2 separate regions of the Homo sapiens genome follow, and region 2 is linked to region 1. A link is a contact called in ENCODE Hi-C or POLR2A ChIA-PET data. All regions are on one chromosome and are shown on one strand. Each heading gives the region's core, a stretch centred on a gene start or an enhancer-like site at or near the end of the contact. The rest is flanking DNA. Distances are from core to core; before and after follow the strand shown.

Region 1 (5,488 bases), core at 2,136-4,635:
AAATAGAGATAAAGTCTTGCTATGTTGCCCAGGCTGGTCTTGAATGCCTGGGCTCCAGCAATCTTTTTGCCTCAACTTCCCAAAGTATTGAGATTACAGGTGTGAGCTACCATGCCCGGCCTTGAAATTCTTTCTTCGCTATGTCTGCATGTTTTTTGTGTTCTGTATTTATTTCTTCTCCAAGGAAACAGCCTACATTTTCCATGTGTCCATGTTTCTGAGGCCGTGGGTGACAGTGGGAATTGCACTAATGGGGGCCCAACAGGCCTGGGGGCTGGTCTTAGCGCTAGACCTTGAACAAGGCACTTCACCTGCTGGTCTCCAATTTTCTCCTCTGTAAAATGAAAGAGTTGAACTAAGTGATCTCAAAAGTTTCAACCAGCCCGATAATTCCTTAATTCTTTAAAAATTTAACTTTATATATCTTTATTATTCTTTAACCTCATCTTTGTTACACTAATATTAGTCACTAATATTTATTGAGTGTTTACTACCTGACAGGCAGAGTGCCAGTTTACATTTTAATTTTCACATCATTTCTATGATGTGGGTACTCATTTTTTTAAAGCTTTATGAAGGTATAATTTACGTACTATAAAATTCACCTGTTTTAAGTGTTCAGTTGAATGATTTTTAATTTACATAGTGGTGCAACCATCAATGATGTGGGTATTCTTACCCCAATTTAAAAGATAAGAAGGGGCAGTGTTAAGTAATTGACCCATGATTCCACAGCTAGTAAGAGCGACAGCCAAGACTCCAAACCTGGTTGATGCTCTTAACCACTGTGCTATGCCGCAGGTAGGCAGATTCATTACTGCCTTATCTGAAACCCTTTGCACAGTTTCTATTACTGATTTCTATGTAGATTTGAATATAACAAATTTAAATCATGTCCTTGGTAACAGAACTGATCACAGCCAAAAAAAATTCACCAAATGGGTTTATTCTGTACTCCAATATAGGTGTCTTCCCAGGTTTATATCCTTGGCTTGAGAAAAGGGTTGTACAAATAGATGATTGCAGAGTTTCCACATCCTTCCAGATACCTCTGCCTCTAGCAGTCACACTCTTAGTAAGGGAAGTTGTTTGATTTACTTCTTCCCTTAGGTTGATTACAAGTGAAGTGCGCCGTCTTATTCCTTTTTCATTGCTGGAGCACAAATTGAATTGTGCCCAGACCGTATCTTTCTCACATGAAACCTGGATCTCACCTATCCCTTCCATGCCTGATTCCCGTGTTTGCATATTTTATTTCCACATTTACCTCTTGTCAGCCCTGACAGAGAATTTGGCACCCCTTCAAGCTTCTCCTAAACAATCTATGCACACAAACACCCCTGAGCAATATGGACTTCACTGAAGATAGTGTGTAAGCAAAGGAGAAGAGTTCACATTGTGCATCCTATTAGACATTTTGTTCTCAGAAGTACCTTACTGGCCAAACCAATGAAGGTTTTCCTCTTGTCCTCCCCTCTCAAGGCTCAGTCACCTCAACTTCTTTTTGCCTACTAGATATCCAATCCATCACCTCGCCTCCCCTGGCCCTAGCTCAATTACCCTCTTAAACCCATTCCTGCTCAGCAAAACTTCCTCTAGTTCACCATTCATTCATTTGAACATTAGGAGGCAATTTAGTGACCTGTTGTACCTGACCATGTTCTTAAGGGGGAGGTCTCACGTCTCATTCCCAGAAAAGTCTACCATATATAGATACATATTCCCCGCCCCGCCCCAGATTTCTGGTGAATGAAATCACTTGTATCTTATTAGGTACATATACGCAAATCCTTAACCTCAATTCTCTGTCCTCTTCATGTCTTACCCAGATATCTCAGGAAGATTTCTCTTTTCCTTCTGTTTGCCTCCCTCTTCGACTTACTTGGGAGTCAGCATCTGACCACAGTCGTGACTGGTAATGATGATTTGTGCAAATACTATCAAGGAAAGGACATGAATTGTCTTAATTTTAGACCCATTAAAAAACCGCACAGGCCTCAATCTTAAAAGTCCTATCTAAATACCCAGAAATACCCTTCAGAATTTTTGAAGCTATGCCCATGTACAAAATTTTCTTCCTTCCCTAATTTTAATGGTATACTAACACCTTAGGTAAATAAAATATTTCTTTACTATTTTATTGATACAATGCCTTTGTCATGTTTATTCCAAATTGCATTATGTTTCACTATGGATTTAATAAGGACTTTGTTTACCAGTTTCATCCCCACCTTGTAAGTTTCACCTTACCTAAATACCCCCACATGCTTGTTAGCTTCTGGTTTTGCATACAGTGTACATTCTGTGTCCTTGATCTGCTTTGCTTGGTGAGATCCTTCATCTTAAATAACAGGACAAGTGTTATCTATTGTGCGTGTGTTGGTATACACGTTTTTCTTCATGATTAGCAACTTAAAATATTCCGGACCATTTGTATGGCCTTTAACAAAAAATCACCTTATTACTGAAATTTCAGGGTGGCGGCGGGTGCTGCTGATTGTTTACCATTAAATTTTTACAAGTGTTCTGACTCCTGGCGGATGCCAGGTTCTTAATGCTGTTAAGTCATGAATCTTCTTTGAGAACCAGGAAAGCTCTGCCCGGAAAAATGTACATGCAGTTTCAGATAATTTATGGACTTCCTGAAACTCATCCTCTGAACCCTGTTCCCCAAATCAAACATTTAACTTAAAAAAAAAAAAAAGACCGAGTCACTTCCCCAATAATTTCCTCTTCACCGCACCCCTCAGCTTTTGGAATGAAGCTATGTCAAAAAGACCTGCCTGGGTGAACCCCTGCAAATGGAGGTCAGCTGGACCTCAGTAAAAGCCCAGTGGGAAGGAGCGGGGACGATTCTGGCGATCACATGAGGAAGGGAGCAGCCTCAGCAGCGCAGGTGGACACAGTCGTCAACCACTCGCTGGCCGCCTGCGACGTGAAGCACCTGCGCTGGGCGCGGCGGGTAAGCGCCGACACTAGCGGGCGCCTGAACAGTCCAGCGGCGTCAGCGCTGCGGAGCAGGAAAGGGTCCCAAACGCAGGGCGGCCATGCAGCGTGGCGCCCACCTGTCCCTCTCCTCGAAGCGCTGAGCCAGCACGATGCACATAAGGGAAGGAGGAAGGTGGCTTGAGGGCAGTGACCGAGCGGACAGCGGAAGCCCATTTCAGGAGCCCCGGTACCCGAGCTCGGGCCCCTTTCCAATCCCCCAGGCGTCCTTCCCATGTCCTTGTCTCCTAGTCCTGGGAATCCACGGCCACTCCACTCTCCTGCAGTACCGCGGACAAGAACACCATGTACTCTTCACAGGCAGGTGTCTTCTGGTGGACCCAACTCTGTTGGTACTTGTCGTCTCCAAAAAGTCCCCAAATGCGCTAGAGGCCAGCCAGCCCGGTATCCGAGAGGTAAGAGCCCCGGCGGCGCAGGCGGAAGCGTGTCTGTCGCGAGGCCTCTCTAGGACTCCGGGAGGACCCCTCGTTAGCGCAGGACCTCGGCAGCCGGGGGTTGGGCTCGAGGGCTGAGGGCGGCGCGCCATGCGCGGATTAGCTGCCATCCGGCGGGTCTTTCTGCCGGGGACCAGTGGGGTCGGACGCTGAGGGCCGAGGAACCCCGCCCCCCCACCGCACCGGGCGGGCTCTGGGGCGTCCGCGGAGGCTCCCGCGTGCGTGTGCGGGGTGGGGTCGGGGTGGCAGTTGGGGGCAAATCAATGGGCCTGTACTTTTGTCTCTCCGCCTGCTGGGATTTGCAGTTTGTGAGGACGTTTCACATCTCACGGATATTTACGGAGTCCCTTCCACGGCCCAGGCTCTTCTGGACACCAAACCAGGCCTAATATAACTATTTAATATCTAATTATTACAATTAAACTTATTTGCAGTCGGGAAGCATAGACTCAAAACACGAAAGGCAGGGTTGGCTTTAGAAAGAAGTCACTGTCGTCTAAGACTGTCAGAGGGGCTAAGAAGATAGGTATGGAGGGCCGGGCGCCGTGGCTCACGCCTGTAATCCCAGCACTTTGGGAGGCCTAGGCGGGTGGATCACTTGAGGTCAGGAGTTCGAGACCAGCCTGGCCAACATGGTGAAACCCCGTCTCTACTAAAAATACAAAAATTAGCTGGGCGTGGTGGCGTATACCTGTAATCCCAGCTACTCGGGAGGCTGAGGCAAGAGAATCACTTGAACCCGGGAGGCAGATGTTGCAGTGAGCCGAGATCGCGCCATTGCACTCCAGCCTGGGCGACAGAGCCAGACTCCGTCTCAAAAAAAAAAAAAAAAAAAAAAAAAAAAAAACCAAGGGCTGGGCGCGGTGGCTCACGCCTGTAATCCCAGGACTTTGGGAGGCTGAGGCGGGTGGATCACGAGGTCAGGAGTTTGAGACCAGCCTGGCCAACCTGGTGAAACCCTGTGTGTACTAAAAATACAAAAAAATTAGCCCGGCGTGGTGCCAGGCGCCTGTAGTCCCAGCTACTCGGGAGGCCAAGGCAGAAGAATCGCTTGAACCTGGGAGGCAGAGGTTGCAGTGAGCTGAGAATGCCCCACTGCACTCCAGCCTGGGTGACAGAGTGAGACTCCGTCTCAAAAAAAAAAAAAAAAAAAAATTAAGAAAAAGAGAAGTATGGAAGTTATGAGTGTCAGAGACAGTGGAGTTGATCATTTGAGGCCTTTGGCTAAGAGGGACGGTGGTTATGTGCTGGGAGTGGGCAGAGGTCTGGGAGGCTTTCTGGCAGATTATCCAGAGAATCATCAAGAAAGGAGCAAATGCGGTCCAGGCGAGATGGCTCACGCCTGTAATCCCAGCACTTTCGGAGGCTGAGGCGGGTGGATTGCCTGAGGTCAGGAGTTTGAGACCAGCCTGGTCAACATGGTAAAACCCTGTCTCTACTAAAAGAACAAAAATTGGCCGGGCATGGTGGCACGCGCCTGTAATCCCAGCTACTCGGGAGGCTGAGGCAGGAGAATTGCTTGAACCTGGGAGGTGGAGGTTGCAGTGAGCCGAGATTGCGCCACTGCACTCCAGCCTGGGTGACACAGCGAGACTCTGTCTCAGGAAAAAAAAAAAAAAAATAGAAAAAGTAGAAAGAAAAGAGCAAATGCTTCTATGCCCTTTGTCAGCTGGGTATGTCGCGCATTCTCCAAGCTGGAATGTGGATGGGGGTGCGGAGGGATTTAGTTAGAGTAGGCACTATAAATCTAGGTTCCATTCCACTGACTCTGAAGGCAGGGGAATCCCAGGAGTGCCCTGAATGTGGGAAGGACCTGGGAGAGCTTCATGCCTTCAGGTGGAGGTGGGAGATTCCTCTGCATTCATGTTCACGCTGGTGAGAAACACTAGTATGTAGAGTGTGGGAAAGCCTTGAGATGGAATTCTCACCTTCGAGTTCATCAGGAAATTCACACTGGAGAGGACCTTTGAATGCCAGTGTGGGAAAGACCAGCCCAGTTCTCATCAACTTCAGCATCCGAGCATGCACAGTGCCCAGGGATATGGGGA
Region 2 (5,488 bases), core at 1,036-3,535, 94 kb after region 1:
GGAGTGCAGTGGTGCAATCATAGCTCACTGCAACCTCAAACTCCTGGGCTCAAGCAATCCTCCCACTTCAGCCTGACACCATAGGCACACCACCATACCCAGCTAGTTTAAATAATTTTTTTGTAGAGAAAAGGTCTTGCTATGTTGCCCAGGCAGGTCTCAAACTCCTGGCCTCAAGGGATTCTTCAGCCTCCCAAAGTGCTGAGATTACAGACATGAGCCACCATGCCTGGCCAAAAACAAATTAGATTAGAAAACAATAAAAAGTAGTGAGAAGTGATTTGACAATGCTGAGGAAAGAAATGGAAGGGCAAATAAAAAGCATTATGTAGATGAAATTCACATAAGGAACAACAAAAATAATCACTACAAGGTCACAATGAGGCCTGGAGAAATAATAAAAAATGAAATGAATACAAATGTGATTACAGAGAAAACCAGTAACTAAAGAAAGATAATCAAATACATATAATTAGTGTTCCTAAAGAAAAGAGCAAACACAGGCCGGGCGCAGTGGCTCACACCTGTAATTCCAGCACTTTGGGAGGCTGAGGCAGGCAGAGTACCAGAGGTTGGGAGTTCGAGACCAGCCTGACCAACATGGAGAGAAATCCTGTGTCTACTAAAAATACAAAATTAGCTGGGCGTGGTGGCACATGCCTGTAGTCCCAGCTACTCGGAAGGCTGAGGCAGGAGAATCGCTTGAACCTGGGAGGCGGAGGTTGCAGTGAGCCGAGATCGCACCACTGCACTCTAGTCTGTTGACAGAGCGAGACTCTGTCTTAAGAAAAAAAAGGAAGTTGGCCATTAATTCAAATAAAAACAAACAGCATGAGCCAAGAAAATGTGTCTACACTCAAAGCTGGCCTAGGGGCCACTATTTTTTAACTTAAGAAATGCCACTATTTCATGCCCAGTTCTTAGTATCTTTTAACTATGTCAATCCTTTTTAATTCACATTCATGGGCACGCATTAGGTGAAGCTAAACAAAGAATCTATGCCTAGAGGAAGACTCACACATGAAACAAGGTAGTAAGAGCCTATGAATTAGATGCTAAAAGCGCTGCGGTGGCAATCCGGGAAGGCTTCCCAAAAGAAATGACTTTTGAAGTGTGATACCCTACTTTGTTTTAACCTGAGTGACTCTCTCCTAGCAGAGAGAGAGCCGGACAGACTCCATTTTAGTTTCTCCACTGGCAGCCCCCTTTCACCTCCCTCCCTTAAGGCATAGCTAGTGTAAACTGACTCAAAGCACGTCCAGGAATGCACCTACTGATAAGATATTGAGGCAAGCTGCACCAGCAGCTCCTGGGGACGCGCTCGGTGGATGGCAAGCAAAACCCCTGCATTTATCTCTTTGTGATAGTTTAAGCCCGTGCAATTGGAACTGTTTATATTTTGTAACTGCATTTGTAACCAATTAATTTTTCAACTTTTTGCCAGTTCTGCTTCTGTAAAAATTGCTTCAGCTAAAATCCCCCCTCCCCTATTTAGACCACGGTATAAAAACAAAACTAGCCCCTTCCTCAGGGCCGAGAAAATTTTGGGCGCTAGCTGCCTCTCGGTTGCCGGCTAATAAGGACTCTTTAATTTGTCTCAAAGTGTGGCGTTTCTCTGTAACTCGCTTGGTCACAATAGAAGCTGCTCCTAAAAGCAATGTAGACCCTTACAAAGAGACCAGCCCACCTAAATCCCTCCCTTGTTTGAACTCTAACAGTCCTAATATTTTAGACTGAGTAGTAGAACATATATGAACAATACAGTTCATTCCTGTGGCTTAGTCTAGCCTCCCCAGCGGGGTCACTCGTGGGATGCAAAAACCAGATTTGGTTACATATACAAATATACCTGGCACAGATGTGGGCGAGGAATAATCAATTTATGCCTGACGGTGGATTCTGGGCCTCGGGAAGATGCCGTTAGCGGTACCCACAGGAGGGAACTGGAACAGGCAAGAGTAGCGGGACAGGGCCGGGAATGGGGCACGCCGAGACCAAGAAGCCGACCGAGAGCAAGAAGGCCCAGTCATGCGCACCCGGCGCCTACATCCTCCTGCGGTCCCCCAGGCCTCTCCCCATAGGCATATGAGCTCTGCTCCACTCCTCGCTTGCCGGTGGACGCAGGCGCCGCGGCCGCCAGCTCTGTGAACGCAGCGGGGTCTCACCTCCAGGCTACCCCCAACCTCCCGCTCGGTCGGGGGCCCCTCCACGGCCGCTATCACTGGGTCGCGGCTCCTAGCGCCACCATCTTGGACCCCGCGCCTGGGCCAGGCGAGAACTTCCGGTGCGCTCCCCGGGACTGCGGTCCCCCAGTCCGCGCCCCGCCCAGCCGTCCCCCGTCGGCTCCAGCCAATCCGCGCGCGCTCCCCTGGCCGTCTCCCACCGGATCAGGTGTCTCCTCTGCGCAGACTCCTCCACGACGCCAGTCGGCGCTGGCGTAGCTCGGCTCAGCCCGGCGGAGTCTGACTTCCGGAGGGCCAGCGGCGCGCTGGCTGGTTACCAAGGTTACCGCCGAGAGGCCGCGTCCTCAGCTGGTCCTAGACATGCGTGGCGTCGGGGCTGTGGCACGGTCGGGTCCGGGGTGAGTGACCCCTTCAAGTAACTACGTTTTTGTTCTGCCCTTTTGTTTTGTTTTTGAGATGGAGTCTCGCTCTTTCGCCCAGGCCGGAGTGCAATGGCGCGATCTCGGCTCACTGCAGCCTCCATCTCCCAGGTTCAAGCGATTCTCCTGCCTCGGCCTCCCCAGTAGTTGGGATTACAGGCGCCCACCACCACGCCCTGCTAATTTTTGTATTTTTAGTAGAGACGGGGTTTCGCCATGTTGGCCAGGCTAGTCTCGAACTCCTGTTCTGCCTGTTCTGTTTTCATCTTTTGTTATTGTTCCCTGCATGCATTTGTGGTCTCATTCATTGATGACTTCTATTTGCAATGCCCGGTCAAAGGCTAGGCGATACAGATCCCAACAAGGACAGCTTAATGTTTAAAAGTGTAAGTTCCGAAGTGAGAAAGTCAGACACTCAGAATCCTTGCCCCACCACTTAGGGGCTATGTGACTTTGAACAAGTTACCTATTAATAGCTTCTTCGCGCCTCCGTTGCTTCATTTGTAAAGTGAGGTAAATAATAGGACCGACCTCACTGACATATGTATGTGAAGTTTGCATGTGGCGAAGGCCAGATACATATTAGTTATTACTATGGAGATGATGTTGGTTCGCGTAGCGTAGGATCGTGGTAAGGGTTATATATGTATGTAAAGATGTAAGATGTCCAACCCCAAGCCTTTCCGAAGCAAAACTGTCAGTGCACTAGTCACTTTGGCTTCTCATATCTCTCTGTCCCAAACTTTGGGTTGCACGAATTATGCACGTTTCACTCTTGAATTTGTAAATGCAGCTACTACCAACTATTCCTTAATTTGCACAACTACATTTGAGATAGTATTTCATTGACTGTGTTACATTTTCATTGAAATACTGAGCCATGTCTCAAATAGACTTCAATTATAGTTGCTTTTATAGTTCCTTTTGCTTTACCTCTCTTAATAAGAGTGCACTAATAGAAGTTACTCTTTGGAATTTAGAAATGGGTTTTTAAGGCAGGGCACGGTGGCTCACACCTGTAATCCCAGCACTTTGGGAGGCCTAGGAGGCCGCATCACTTGAGCTCAGGAGTTCAAGACCAGCCTGGCCAGCATGGTGAAACCCCCGTCTCTACTAAAAATGCAAAACAATTAACTGGCATGATGGCAGGCGCCTGTAGTTCCAGCTACTCGGGAGGCTGAGGCAGGAAAATAGCTTGAACCCGGGAGGTGGAGGTTGCAGTGAGCCGAGATGGAACCACTTCACTCCAGCCTGGGCAACAGAGCAAGACACTGTCTCAAAAAAATAAAAAAAAAAATAGACTGTTCCGTGTCCTCTGCTCCTAGAGGCCCAGCCTCTGTGGCCCTGTGACCTGCAAGTATTGAGAGATCCACAGCTAAGACACCGGGATCCTCTGGGAGGCAAAAATGAGTTAGAACTCATAAGTGGGAGTTGAACAATGAGAACACATGGATAGAGGGTGGGGAACATCACATACCAGGGCTGGTGGGGGGTGGGGGGCTGGGGGAGGGATAGCATTAGGAGAAATACCTAATGTAAATGACGAGTTGATGGGTGCAGCAAACCAACATGGCACATGTATACCTATGTAACAAACCTGCACGTTGTGCACATGTACCCTATAACTTAAAGTATAACAAATAAATAAAATAAAATAAATGGGTTTAAAAAAAATCGTACAGGCTGGGCGAGGTGGTTCATGCCTGTAATCCTAGCACTTTGGGAGGCTGAGGCGAGTGGATCACTTGAGGTTAGGAGTTCAAGACCAGCCTGGCCAACATGGTGAAACTCCGTCTGTACTAAAAAATAAAAAAAATAAAAAAAAATTAGCCGCGCATGGCAGCATGAGCCTGTAGTCCCAGCTACTAGGGAGGCTGAGGCGGGAGAGTGGCGTGAACCCAGGAGGCAGAGCTTAAGTAAGCCAAGATTTTGCCACTGCACTCCAGCCTGGGCGATAGAGCAAGACTCCGTCTCAAAAAAAAAATAAAATTATCTGGATGTCGTGGTGCGTGCTTGTAGTCTCAGCCACCTGGGAGTCTGAGGCAGGAGAATCGCTTGAATTGGAGAAGCGGAGGTTGCAGTGAGCCAAGATCGCGCCACTGCACTCCACCCTGGGTGACAGAGCGAGACTCTTCTCAAAAAAAAAGAAAAGAAAAAAGAAAAAAGAAGTGGTGTAGATCGTGAAAGTATTAAAAGGGAAAATATTTGTAACATGCATGATAGGAAAAGGGATAACATGCATGACATAAAAGAGCTCCACATGACTTCAGGTTCCCTGAGAGTGCCTTGGGTTTTCCTCAACATTCACTGTATCACCAGTGCCCGGCACAGAGCCAGCACTCCATACATATTTGTAGAATGAATAAATTACATAATGAATCCATGCTGCTGTCAGGGGTAGCATGTGAACTCTAAAGGAGATCAAAAAGAAGAGCTATTCTTTTTAAGACTAAAAAGCCAAAATAACCACTTTTGGCAAGACTTATATATTTCTCAATAAAAAAATGCAGCTGCTGTCTTCCCCACACCCACTGCCTCCCATTTTCATTTTTCTGGCTTATGCAGATCTCAGTTCTTAAAATAAATTTTTTTAAACTTTATTTTGTTATTTTAAAAGTAGTATAAGAATTACAAGAAAACATTCGTACACATGTAAAATGGTTCTGACGACAACTAACCCTGACAGATTTTTTTTTTTTTTTTTTTTAAGAGACAAGGTCTCACTCTGTCAGTGGCATGATCATAGCTCACTGCAGCCTCATCCTCCTGGGCTCAAGTGATCCTCCAGCCTTCTGAGTGGCTGGGACTACAGGTACTGCCACCATGCCTGGCTAATTTTGTTTTTAGTTTTTTGTAGATATGGGGTCTGCCTAGATCGACCAGGCT

What was found. A loop is a pair of places that touch in the nucleus more often than their neighbours do. ChIA-PET counts read pairs that join two places held with the same protein, here RNA polymerase II (POLR2A). Pooled maps may share reads with other maps.
Region 2: a map of B cell shows a loop between it and region 1 (5-fold over the local background). The contact joins the promoter of ZNF594 here to the enhancer-like site in region 1. A Hi-C loop is called at or near these places in 16 of 168 maps with a recorded cell type or tissue (B cell, CD4-positive, alpha-beta T cell, CD8-positive, alpha-beta T cell and 11 more), 17 of 37 single-sample maps with no recorded cell type and 24 of 50 pooled maps. POLR2A ChIA-PET finds 5 or more read pairs at or near these places in 9 of 52 experiments (B cell, CD4-positive, alpha-beta T cell, HEK293 and 5 more).

What each region holds. Positions count from the first base shown.
Region 1 is chr17:5,094,231-5,099,718 of GRCh38, forward strand. ZFP3 (ZFP3 zinc finger protein) reads left to right here. Exons shown (of 2, transcript NM_153018.3): 2 at 1-2,144. Among named protein-coding and RNA genes, the nearest start is that of ZNF232, 15 kb to the right of the region's middle. Within about 2 kb of position 3,386, at least 14 of the 41 ENCODE cell types and tissues checked have a DNase peak (open chromatin) inside an H3K27ac peak, as active enhancers do; they include B cell, body of pancreas, heart right ventricle and 1 more, where a contact is called at or near this core.
Region 2 is chr17:5,189,583-5,195,070 of GRCh38, forward strand. ZNF594 (zinc finger protein 594) reads right to left here and starts at 2,286. Exons shown (of 2, transcript NM_032530.2): 1 at 2,166-2,286. It overlaps ZNF594-DT (ZNF594 divergent transcript), which reads left to right and starts at 2,425. Exons shown (of 6, transcript NR_152840.1): 1 at 2,425-2,581. RefSeq lists a silencer at 2,221-2,420.